Regions from separate parts of the Mus musculus genome. Here regions 1 and 3 are each linked to region 2. Evidence: chromatin contacts called from ENCODE POLR2A ChIA-PET data. All regions are on one chromosome and are shown on one strand. The core of a region is the stretch at or near the end of the contact, and the rest is flanking DNA. Distances in the headings are between cores, read along the strand shown.

Region 1 (4,051 bases), core at 387-2,886, 160 kb before region 2:
GTGCTGGAGAGCTCAGGATACCCTCCAAGGGGTAACCTGCCCTCCTGCTGAGAACTCCGACACCAGTGGGGCAGAGCCCAACAGTGTGGTCTAAGGACCAAGACCCCAATTCTCCATCTTTCCCGAAGTCCCCCTTTCCAGCACTATTTGCTCATCCAGTCACCCACCACTGCTACCACCGCCGCCGCTACCACCACCACCACCAATCTCTCTCAAGAAAGACAACAGGACCCAGTGAAAACTATACTTCGACAAAGGCAAGGAAGGCTTTCTGGAAACCAGCCATCCCAAGTTGCCAGGAGTGATGGAGAAACTCCGGGAGATTGTCCTCAGAGCACACACACACACACCCTGAGAATCTCTCGACCTTGAACCTCAACTTGCCGGCCAAGCTGAGAGGGCAAGACAACCTGGCTGTCCTGCTCAGCCCAGTATCACTACTACACACTGTTTCAAACTCGAATAGAGGCAGCTTGGGAGGTGGGACTGTGCAGCTGTCTTCAATAATGCCTGCCTTTCTCAGGCCAAAGTGCTCATTGAGCCTGTCACTTTCACCTGCTCTTTCCTTCCCCAATTCCAGGTTCCTGTGGCCTGGGAGCAGTACCTGCCAGAGGACTTGGACTCCTCATGGACCCCGGAGTCCCAGCTTCTGCCCAGGACAAAGCAGCTTGATGCCTACCCAATATGCCTACAGGCCGTGGTGGCCACTCGATGCTAGGATCCCCAGTTCTGCAGTTCTCAGCAGGATATCCCAGGAGAGGAGAAAGGACTGGAGGGTCACACTCCAGGCACTGGCCTCCGTCCATCTCCAAAGTCCCACACCTGGTGTCTCTGTTGACCAGACCCACCCTGGAACCAGCCCAGGAGCACAGCCCAAGCTGGGGCACGAAGTCACTCCTTTCCTCAGCCTGAGTGTCAAGAGTCCCCACACTCACCGCCACAGCTTGCCTAGGGTCTTGCTGAGCTCTGCGTTATGGAGATGCGGGTACTGGTCCGCCAGCTTGCGGCGCGCCGCCTGTGCCCACACCATGAAGGCATTCATGGGCCGCTTCACGTGTGGCTTGGCCTTGAGCGTGCCGCCACCGCCGCCGCGCACAGGCATAGGCACCAGACTCCAGTCATAACCCTTAAGCACCTGCGACACGGCATCACGGATGCAGGCTGGGAAGCGTTCGTCTGCTGCCTCAGCAGTATCCCCTCGGCCGCCGCCCCCCGCGCGGCCCAGGCCCTCTGATCCCGCGGGCGACGGTGGCGCGTCGGAGTCCGAATCCTCCACGTGTGACATGGAGCTAGCGGTGCCAGACGGGCTGCAGGGAGGCTGGGCGCGGGCCTCACTCATGTCCAGCATCGGGGCCACGCGCGGAGGGGCACTCAGTGGGGATGGACGCAGGGGTCGCGCCCGGTCACTCTGTGGAAGGACACTCTAGAATCCAAGGTTGCCACGCAGGACCCAATCTTTGTCCTCACCGCAGGGGCCCAGCAGCAGCTCCTCCGCCGCAGTAGCTCAGTCTCAGTTCTGGGACCCGCAACAAGTTTCTTTAAGCCGTGGTCGAAACCCCGCCCCTCCCGGTCCGGGTTGGCAGGTCCTCCCCAGGCGGAGCTTGTATGCCCCGCCCCGAATCCAAAGAAGCCTTGCGACCCCGCTCCACCCTCCGTACCACGTGGGCCAGGCGCCCCGCAGCCTGATCCCTCGGCTGAGGCGGGGTCAGAGGGCTAAGGGTGACTGACTGCCCAGTGCATGGATCTCAGCAGCACGGCTTGACTTTCGGGCGGCAGGCAAGGATGCTAATCCACAAGGTTCCTGAGTCCAACATCCCTCCCTCCAATGTGGGGCTCGAATCCGCTATTGCAACCAAACCCGGGTTCTGCCCGCAGGGTGGCGCAATGACAAGAGCCACCAGGTGACCCTGGTAACTCCCGCACCTAGGTGAGCTGGAGGACCCCGGGGCTAGACAGAGGTGGGAGGGCGGGGGCGCTGGGCGGGGCTGCTCTGGCAGTGACTGCTGAGTCCCTGAGGGCGGTCAGGCGGATGGAGGGGCCGGACGCGGGGGCTCGGGTCCTTCCGGGTATGACCTGTGGTGGGGGCGCGGAGGCCCTGGCGGGCGGGCCTGGGTGGTCTGGCGGAGGCGGAAACCACGCTGGGCCGCTTCTCCTCAGCGCCTAGAGAGAAGGCGGAGAGTGCTCAGGGTCGGAGAGGGGACGTTTCTCCCGAGGCGAGAGCCAAGCCTGACTCCGAACCGCGCCCGAGGTCGCCCCCGCGACTTGCCTCCCAGCCCGGAGGTCTCCAAGTGCAGCTAGGAGTCTCTCGCCAAACTCAAAGGAGGCGATGTACCTGCCACCCTAAGCTTGTCTGGGTGGCATAGAGCTGTGGCTCTCGAGAGCTCGGTAACCCTAAAGGAAGCCACCTGTTTCCCAAGCCCGTGGAGGCGGCTGCAGGGAAGAACTGTGGTCTCTAATAATCTCCATCTCCACCCAAGCCGTGAGTGGTGCCCTAACCTTCAGGTCTGGGATCCCAGCCTCCAATCAGACTTTCCCTGCAGACCTGGAAAAGGCCAGTCCTGTGCAGTGTGGCCTTAGGGCATCTACAGCTCTGGACAGAGGGAGAAGGTCCAAGTCCCTGCTTCCTGCTGAGGGGACGGCTAAGGAAGAGAAACTACCTTAATGGTGACCTTATTCTATTCTAGTTCTCTCTCTCTCTCTCTCTCTCTCTCTCTCTCTCTCTCTCTCTCTCTCTCCTCTCTGTCTCCCTCCCTCTTCCCTCTCTGTCTGTCTCTCTCTCTCTCTCTCACTGTGTGTGTGTGTGTGTGTGTGTGTGTGTGTGTGTGTTGTGTCGATGGAGAGCTAGCTGCCATTGCCTGCTGAACTCTCTCCATATTTTAACCATTACCTGCCAAGAAAGGCCCTTCCCTGCACATCTGCAGTGGCAATCCTTTCCCTTGGGGATCCCTCCACTCAGGGTCCCACCTCTTGGAAAGAAGCTGTCTTAGAGGCATAAAGAACCCTGCTAGCTAGTGCACCATCCATCCCAGCAAAAGAAGGCTTAGCGGCAGAGTTGAGAACGGAGACCAGGCCTACATCCTCTCAGGACCTGACCCCTAAGGTCTCAGGTCCCAACCCTCTGAGCCTCCATGGACCCATGCTGTCAGACCAGCAGGCCTTAACAGAGACCTCCACGTTTCTAAGAAAGCACAAACCTGAGTTTGTATTGGGCATTCCAGGTTCTCTGGGCAGCTCTTCCTGGTCCTCACCCATTGTGGATATACTCACGTCTGATCCCCAGACTGCTCGGACGATGGAAGAAAGGAGGTGGCTCTACCTACAGTTTGTATCTTCCTGTCACTTGGGCTGTTGTGACCCCCTCCCCACCCAGCACCCCCGGACAGGGCCCTGGCGGACCCTGGTGTAGTCAGCCCTTGTTATACAGGTATAGACCACTATGGGTTGTCAGGAGCTCATCCAGCTCCGCTCTGTACAAGCACTGACACGCAAGGGGTGCCCTGAGCTCTTCCAGGCTCTGTGCTCAGAATTGAGCCCAGTACAATCTGTGGGCACACAGTTAGTGCTCCAAGCCCATGCCAGGCTCATTGTTGGATCATCTTAAAAGACCAGTACACCCTCCAGGTCTTTAGACTCCTTTCAAGCCAATTGGTTCACATCCTCAGCCACCAGAGAGACCCTGAGCTGTAGCTGCTAGAAAGAACGTTATTCAGGGTGGGCTCATATCTTCTCTAGGACTGATCAAATACAGCATCATGTCAGGGCCTCCTAGGACCAAATCATCAGGACACTGCTTCATGGTCTCAGACCTGGAGTTCCTAGTATTGAGGGCAGGGAAAGAGCTAGTCCTTTCTCAAGATGCACCCAGTAGGGTAGGAGACTTTTAGAAGGATGTGATGGTTTAGCTGTGATCTGAAGCCTGCTGCTACTATAAAAGGAGAAAACAATAGTCCCTGTAGGCAGCATCATATGCAAAAGGCCCTGAAGTCCCGGACAGCGCAGGGTATTTAATAACACAGGAATCTACAGATCTTTAAAAACGTGAGTGGAAGCT
Region 2 (4,084 bases), core at 862-3,361:
GCACAGCCTCCTCTCCTTCAGACCTGAGGCTGAAGAGAAGCAAGTCCTGATTCACCACAGAGGGAACACAGTGACCATGCCCACCAGATATGTCCAAACTGAAAAGGGTTCCTGGGGTGGGACATGTGTGAGTCACCTGTGTAGAGTGTCTGAAAGCTGTTGGGCATCCTCCAGCAGTTGTTGCCGTCTCTATAAAAACAGGATAGGCTGAGGTCAGGACAAGTCCAGCCAGCACTAGACTCAACACATAAACTCCCCACTCCACTAAACCTACCTTGCTATCAACTTGCTCCTTCAGGGAGGCGAAGGGGACACCCAGCAGGTCCAGTTGGCCACAGCCTCGCCAGTGGACATCTAGAAGAGGGTTCTGGGCAAGACAGATTTATCATCTCTATAACCCTCCCAGGTCATGGAGGCATCCACAGTGCCCTTCTCTCCCCACCCCCCAAAAAAGGCTGACAGAGGGACAGAAATGACCTTTCCTAATTAGAGAGGGGATGGATATGGCCCTCAGATGGGCCTGGTCCAAGGGAAGTCAGCTTTAAGGTGAAGAGGAAAAGAAAAACAGAAAGCTAATATATGGGGTACAAGGCGGCACTCTAAGGCCACGTAGCCTCAAAAGTAGCACTGCTGTTTCCAACACTGGACTACCTGGCGTGCCTGTTTCTAGCAATTCAGATAGGTGAAACTGGCCTCAGAACCTGCTGAGAGCCTATTGGCAACATAAAAGAACCAATACCATGGCAAACCCCATGCTATGGCCACACACCTGCACCCCAGGGCCTATGAGGTCAGCCCGAAGCACCAAAAAGGCCCGTTCTCCACTTGTGGATGTCACATTGATATAATCTTCTAAGATAGGAGGCCGTCTCAGGACAGGATTGCGATTTCGGGGACTTGGCAATGTCTGCATGAGGTCTTTGTCAGCATTAGCATCTGAATACCTAGGAGAGACAAGCAGCTCCCTGTCACTCTCAAATGGGGTGCTTGACCCACACTCACTCCTCTTGCCGTCCCATAGACATCCACTTCCAGAGCCTCATGCAGGGACAGGCAGCTTTCCAAGTCAGAATTACATGCCCTTAAGCAACACACCCAGCATCCAACATCTCAGGGAAGACCTCTGGACTCGGTGGAGGGGTAATGTCCCCAGGAGGGGAATCTGGATATAAGAGCTCCTCCATATCTGGCTCAAAGTTCAGCTTCTTCACCACGTCCAACCTGGGTCGTTTGACCATGGGGCCTGCAGAGACAGAGGCAGAAAGAGGTGAAAGAATAGAAAACTGATCCTCAGAATTCCCCGACTTTAAGTGCTCAGTCCCCAATCGGACATACTGGAGGGCGCGGGCTGGTCCCTACGAACATTCTTTCTAGTATTGCGGTTGACATTTCCTGGCGACCCTGCAGGGCAGGGACGCGGGACAGTGTCCCCACCAGCGATGGCCTCTTCGAAGGTTAGCGGAGGGCGGCTCGCTGGAGTTTGGAGGGTCCCAGGAGGAGCCTGGTCCCGTGTTCCTGCTGAGACAGAGGTTGATAGCAGCAACACACATTAAGAAGCGAACTCCCAGCCGTTACCAATCCCATCCACACAGCTCTCCATGCTGCAGCAGGATGCAGCCACGACCCAGGACCCGCGCCCACCTTCCAGCTCAGCCAGCACTTCGAGCTCAGCTGCGAACTGGTTTTGGAAATCATCCTCCACACCATACAGATCTTCCTCGTAGTCTTCCATGGAGCCAGACCACAACTCCCACAGCTCAGAGTCCCTCAGAACTTCCCGCGCCGCCGCCACCGCGCGCTACCCCGCCCCGAGAGCCTCCAATACCGCCAATCAACAGCCGACGTTCCCAGAGGCGCCCGCCATTGGCCAGCGGGGAAGGGCGGGTCTTACTCCCAGAGGGCGGGAGGAGAGGAATAATAGTTCAATGGTTGGAGTGGAGGATCAAGAACGCTTTCTATTGGCCTGTACAGTAAGTAATCCGTGGGGGAGGCGGGGAAATAGGTGGGACTAAAAAAGCGCGTGCGCAGACTATTCGGGTAGGGCCTTACCATTCTTCAGTGGGCGGAGCTCCAGGCCCGGAATGCCATTGGCCAGTACGACCATCCATTAGGAAAGTGGAATGGGCAGGGTGAAAAGGCGGAGCTGCGCGCCAGCCAGGCCAAGACCTGGTTCCTAGTATAGGGAAGCGAGGTTGGATGCAGAGCTGAGAATTGACATCCTGGTCCCTTGGCCCTGTTGCAGGTAAGTCCTAAAGGGTCTGCCTGTGGTCACAGGCTGGTGGGAGGCAAGTTAGGGAGCGCTTGAAGTCCTGGGTGGTCCTGGGCAATAACCTAGCGTGAAGTGTGTAGGCGTGAGCTGGACAACCAGGCTGTTTATTCCACTTCAAGTCAGGGAGAGCTCCCTAACCCTGAGTCCATGGCAAGTCAGAATCACCTGACCTTGGCCAGACTCCCATTCCGGAGCTGACACCCCTGGCATGGGCCCTTGTGGAAGACATAAAGGGTTCCAGCAGGTTCTGGCCCCAGTAAGTGTGTACAGTACTTGAAGACCAGGTCAGGCACCCTCCTACCCCAGGCTCACTCCCACCTGCGTGCAGCCCCACCATGGAGCCTGGCAGCATGGAAAATCTGTCCATCGTGTACCAGAGCAGCGACTTCCTGGTGGTGAACAAGCACTGGGACCTGCGCATTGATAGCAAGACCTGGCGGGAGACCCTGACCCTACAGAAGCAGCTCCGACACCACTTCCCAGAGCTGGCTGACCCTGACACCTGCTATGGGTTCAGGTACACAGCCAACATGGAGAGCCCCACTGCAGCATCCTTCCAAAGGATGCTGGGACACTGGACTCTGCCACAAAGGTGCTAACCAGAGCACCACAGGGTCCAGCCACTGCTGCTCTTCTGCCCGTTCCCAGGTTCTGCCACCAGCTGGACTTCTCCACCAGTGGGGCACTGTGCGTAGCCCTGAATAAGGCAGCTGCGGGCAGTGCTTATAAATGCTTCAAGGAACGGCGAGTCACCAAAGCCTACCTGGCACTGGTAAGTCCTGGCCAGTTCCTGGGATGCTGTGTGGAGACCCAAGGCTCACAGCCTACTCCAGCAGGCCTCTCAACTGAAGCTCCGTGCCAGGCTTATGTGCCTATCTAGAGCTCAGCCACATTCCTCTCAGAGATGACAGTGTGGCCCAGTGAGCTGCATGTGATGTCCTTGCTCGACAGGTCCGAGGCCATGTCCAGGAAAGCCAAGTGACGATCAACTATGCCATTGGCAGGAATAGCACGGAGGGGCGGACGCATACCATGTGCATCGAGGGCACTCATGGTAATAGTGGTTTGTTGTGGGGGCCATGGGCATGTCTCCAAAGCCTGCGTGAATGGGAACGGCCAGACAGGTGGAAATTGGAGTTGGCTCAGGCTCTAGGGCTGGCCCAGTGGGCCCTTACACTTTAGTTTTCATCTAGGTTGTGAGAACCCAAAGCCAAGCCTCACAGAGCTGCTGGTCCTGGAACACGGCCTATATGCTGGTGACCCTGTGTCCAAAGTGCTGCTAAAGCCACTTACAGGTATGTCCAGGGCAGGAGTTCATCATATAAGAAAGGACCCCGAGGTATAGGCATTGTGGCCTGCCTGGGTCTATACTAGGTGTGCGGGCAGAGCCGATAGCAAGATCTTTGCTGGTGTTTGCATGTACCCTGGCTGTCAAGCTGATCTCTCTGGCTAGATCAAGGGTCTCCCTGACTGTGCCCTCACGGCCCACCCCGACCAATCTCTTGACCTGAGTCCCAATGTCTGATTTGTAGCAAGAAATATAATGAATCCCATACCAAGGGCCTGCCCCACCCTGCCCTGCCCTTCCTTCGCAGTAGCACAGATCTGCAAAGCAGCTAATCAGAAGAGAACCGTACTTTTCTTTCTTTCTTTTTTTCTTTCTTTCTTTTCTCTCTGTGAAGCTTTGACTGCCTTGGAACTCACTCTATAGACCAGGCTGGCCTCGAACTCTGCCTGCCTCTGCCTCTGTCTCTCCAGAGGGACTAAAGGCAGGCGTGTGCCATGACCGACTAGCAAGGGATCCATCCTTTAAAA
Region 3 (3,659 bases), core at 800-3,299, 140 kb after region 2:
ATGGTCGCATCTCAAGTCTCCCCCATCTGTCTCTTGCCGCCAGGAGAAAAGAATATGTCAGAGGCACAGGCCTGGCCACCATAACTGGCAGCACCCATGCCTAGCCATTTAGTGGGTTGAAAGCTTCATGATTTTGCCCCACAGCAGCAGGAGAATGACCAGTGCCTCCTGTGTTCCCTGATGCTGGTGGACATGGGTGACTGATGGGTGGCCTTGAAAAGACAAAGGACTAGAGGTAAAATTCCATGTGAAGGTCCTATTGGAGATGGGAGTTCCCAGCCCAGGAAAGGGCCACCTCAGAGGACATAGGGAAGACTCCTTAGCCTATCTCCTCAGTTCCCAGAACTCAGGACAGGAAACCAATCTCCCGGGCGTCAGGTGTTCTCCCTGGTTGCTGACAGATGAGTCCAGGCCTTCACATCAGCTTATCTTACTGAAGCCTTTTTAGAGGAAACACGCAGTGTGGTGTCTCTTGCAACTCAGCATTCTGGAGAGTGTTACTACCTTCTCCTCTTCCTGGACACTGACCCAAATATTGCCACAAGCCTGTCCGTGTTGTCCCCCAACAATAAGGACTTTAAAAGGTGTTTTCCCGCCGGGTGTGGTGGCGCACACCTTTAATCCCAGCACTCGGGAGGCAGAGGCAGGCGGATTTCTGAGCTCCAGGCCAGCCTGGTCTACAGAGTGAGTTCCAGGACAGCCAGGACTACACAGAGAAACCCTGTCTCTGGGGTGGGGGTGGGGGGTGGGGGGTGGGGGGGGTGTTTCCCAGGTAGAGATAGGCCAGTCACCAAGGCAGCTCCAAACTCCCTGTCTGGGTAACCACTTTGTGGTTATACATCTGCACCATAGAGTTCTCCCAGAGACATAAGGGCAATAAGGACATAAACCGATGTCATACGGATGTCCCCTAGGGCAAACACAGGCCACACAGGCATCTCCTACCTATAGCTTCCGAAGCCTAGTAGCTGAGAGCTAAGAGGGGTGGAGCCAGCCACACAGACTCCCCTGCTGAGACGAGTCTAACTCTTGGCCTCCCTCGAGATTGTGGTCTCTTTGGTGCTCTCTCTTAACCGGTTCACATGCCACCTCTACCAGAGTAGAGCCTACATGCCTGCAGAGTCCAGTCTACCGATACAGGAAACAGTAAATGGAGCCAAAGAAGTAAAAGGTTCAGCCTTGGTTGAGTGGGATCACTTCCAGGTCACACTGGCTGAAATCCAAGTAGCTAGGGCTGAACTTCCCTAGACACATTGCGGGTTAGGAAAATCAGAAAACTCTTGGAACCCACAGGCGCGGGCAACTGCTGGGGAGGAGGGCTCCAGTGTCCCAGGGTGTTAGTGAAGGGCAGGGACCTGATAAGACCAGCGGGAACACGTGCGCTTCTTCTGCTCTGCAAGGACAGGGCCTGAAGTCCTTGAGAGCCAGGGCCTTGGGCAACTTTCCCCAACTTTGACCTCGACCACTTCCCAAGGGGTCCAAGTTAGCGGCCCAAGGTCACCAGGTCCCTCGGTTTTGAGTACTTGCGGTCCTTGACAGGCGGGATTGGTCGGAAGCCCTCAAGGCTCCACGTGGCCACCAGGGTCCACTCAAGCCAGCTGGGCCCAGAAGTAGCCGGCGAGCAGAAGTGCACGAGTTGCCTGCGCCCCGCCCCCTGCCCACCAGGACGCGTGGTCCCCATCAACCTTCTCCAAGGTCACCCTCGTGCCCGGCGGCCTGGCTCACCTTGCAAGGGGCCAGGGTCCCTGAGTCTGTGCCGAGGGCTGCAGGTGCGCGGGTAGCGCGGTCGGCGGCACCGGCTGCCGGCATTTCAGGAGCTCGCCAAGCCTGCTCTCCACCTGCTGCTGTGTGGGACCTGCGGGCCGGGGCGGAGGGCGCTGTCAGCCGCCGCGAGCCAGCGGTCAGGACGTCCCGCCTGCCCGCCCGCCCTGCGCACCTGTGCGGCGCTGCGCGACCAGCTTGCTGGGCCCCTTGGTGATAGTGTACATGGTGCGCCGTCCCGCCCGCCCCTGGCAGCGGCCAGATCAGGCACCCTCCACCAGCTTCACTTTGCGGTCCCAGAGGCTCGGCCCCTTTAAGGAGGGAGGACGGGCAAAGGGGCGGAGCGACCCACACACGCCCCCTGCCCTTAAAGGAGCTTCGCCTACTTGGTAGCCTTCCCAACCCTTTGGAAAATTGGCCAAGTCACTAAATTTGAGCTAAGAACGGGTTGTACTCGCCAAGGGGTATGCCATCTCTAGACTGGAGCGTGCATGTGCGAGTGTGCATGTGTGTGCTTGTGTATCTGTCTGAGATTTCAGAGAGAGAGGCTCTTTCAGTTGAGGAGGGCCCTTTGTGTACTAGGGTAGTGCTAGGGACCCTGAACAGTCTCTAAAAACACCAGTATTCCAGCTCATATTTGAGACACCACCACCACCCAGCCAAGTGCCTGGACAAGCCTGGATTGTTGGGGATCACTGTGTCAGGAGTCAGCTTTAGAATGAGTGCTCTAAGAGTGTTTAAGTAGATCTAAAGTACTGTGGAACCAGAAGACCAGGAGAACACAGAGCCCTCAGGGGGTACCCTATTCCTAAAGTACTATACTAACCGCTCTTCAATTCATGTCCTGAGCCTTTTCCCCAACTACTGGGGAAGCTGGAAATTAGGTCTGTGGGGAGAGCCACAGGGTTTCCCAGTACAGCCTGGAAGGAGGAAGAACCCAGCAAGAGTGGAAGCAGCCTGACCCCCCCCCCGTACCCCCCCCCCCCGCCCCCAGGTCTCCTTTTTTTGCTGTTGGTTTTTTGTTTGGTTTGGTTTGGTTTTTTGAGACAGGGTTTCTCTGTGTAGCCCTGGCTGTCCTGGAACTCACTCTGTAGACCATGCTGGCCTCAAACTTAGAAATCCGCCTGTCTCTCCCTCCCGAGTGCTGGGATTAAGGGCGCGCGCCACCACTGCCCGGCGTGATGTGAAGTCTTGAACTGTATCTGCCAAGACTTGTGCTGCCCCTGCCACCAACACCTGGCCTTAAGGTTCCTATTGTCATATTTGAGGAGGGTCAGTCTGCAGGCACTAGGGACTAGGGGAGGCAGGTCTGTCAAGTCTTGGACCACTTAAGCAAGACGAACAGTGAGGAAGGAGTGAGGGTGGGTAGCTGGTCCACCTGAATTCCAGAGTATCTAAGGAACTCCAGGGGACTTTTATCCCAGGTGACCAAGCCTTCATTCCTTTGGCCCTGGGCCTTTGGCCTTACATTATGCAGAGCGGGGCTGGAGAGTGAAAGGCCTTCTCCAGCTCTGAGAAGACTGTTGAGTGTACTAGGGAGGCATGAGACATCTCACTCATGTCTAGTTGATGAGCCAGTGAGTTTATTGCGGTTACTTACTGGAGCATGGGTGACTCTCACTATGTCACCAAAAAGCCCACCACAGTATAGGTGACAGCTCATGAGTGCTGATCCTGGGAGCTTCTTTCCCAACCCTACTTAAGAGTCCCCTCTCGGGGCTGGAGAGATGGCTCAGTGGTTAAGAGCACTGACTGCTCTTATAGAGGACCTGAGTTCAATTCCCAGCAACCACATGGTGGCTCACAGCCATCTGTAATAAGATCTGATGTCCTCTTCTGGTGTGTCTGAAGACAGCCACAGTGTACTCATATTAAATAAATAAAAAATCTTTAAAAAA

Evidence for each region. ChIA-PET counts read pairs that join two places held with the same protein, here RNA polymerase II (POLR2A).
Region 1: POLR2A ChIA-PET joins it to region 2 with 16 read pairs in embryonic stem cell. The contact joins the promoter of Cerox1 here to the promoter of Rpusd1 in region 2. POLR2A ChIA-PET finds 5 or more read pairs at or near these places in 2 of 5 experiments (Patski and embryonic stem cell).
Region 3: POLR2A ChIA-PET joins it to region 2 with 10 read pairs in embryonic stem cell. The contact joins the promoter of Mcrip2 here to the promoter of Rpusd1 in region 2. POLR2A ChIA-PET finds 5 or more read pairs at or near these places in 3 of 5 experiments (Patski and embryonic stem cell).

Annotation. Positions count from the first base shown.
Region 1 is chr17:25,569,175-25,573,225 of GRCm38, forward strand. Cerox1 (cytoplasmic endogenous regulator of oxidative phosphorylation 1) reads left to right here and starts at 1,637. Exons shown (of 2, transcript NR_045176.1): 1 at 1,637-1,927. Sox8 (SRY (sex determining region Y)-box 8) reads right to left here and starts at 1,512. Exons shown (of 3, transcript NM_011447.3): 1 at 936-1,512. The coding sequence starts at 1,348.
Region 2 is chr17:25,725,606-25,729,689 of GRCm38, forward strand. It overlaps Rpusd1 (RNA pseudouridylate synthase domain containing 1), which reads left to right and starts at 2,112. Exons shown (of 6, transcript NM_028009.4): 1 at 2,112-2,242; 2 at 2,598-2,786; 3 at 2,918-3,041; 4 at 3,221-3,323; 5 at 3,463-3,564. The coding sequence starts at 2,605. Chtf18 (CTF18, chromosome transmission fidelity factor 18) reads right to left here and starts at 1,810. Exons shown (of 22, transcript NM_145409.2): 1 at 1,642-1,810; 2 at 1,336-1,515; 3 at 1,096-1,243; 4 at 770-944; 5 at 275-367; 6 at 137-189; 7 at 1-29. The coding sequence starts at 1,732.
Region 3 is chr17:25,866,689-25,870,347 of GRCm38, forward strand. It overlaps Mcrip2 (MAPK regulated corepressor interacting protein 2), which reads right to left and starts at 2,050. Exons shown (of 5, transcript NM_026633.3): 1 at 1,937-2,050; 2 at 1,726-1,855. The coding sequence starts at 1,988.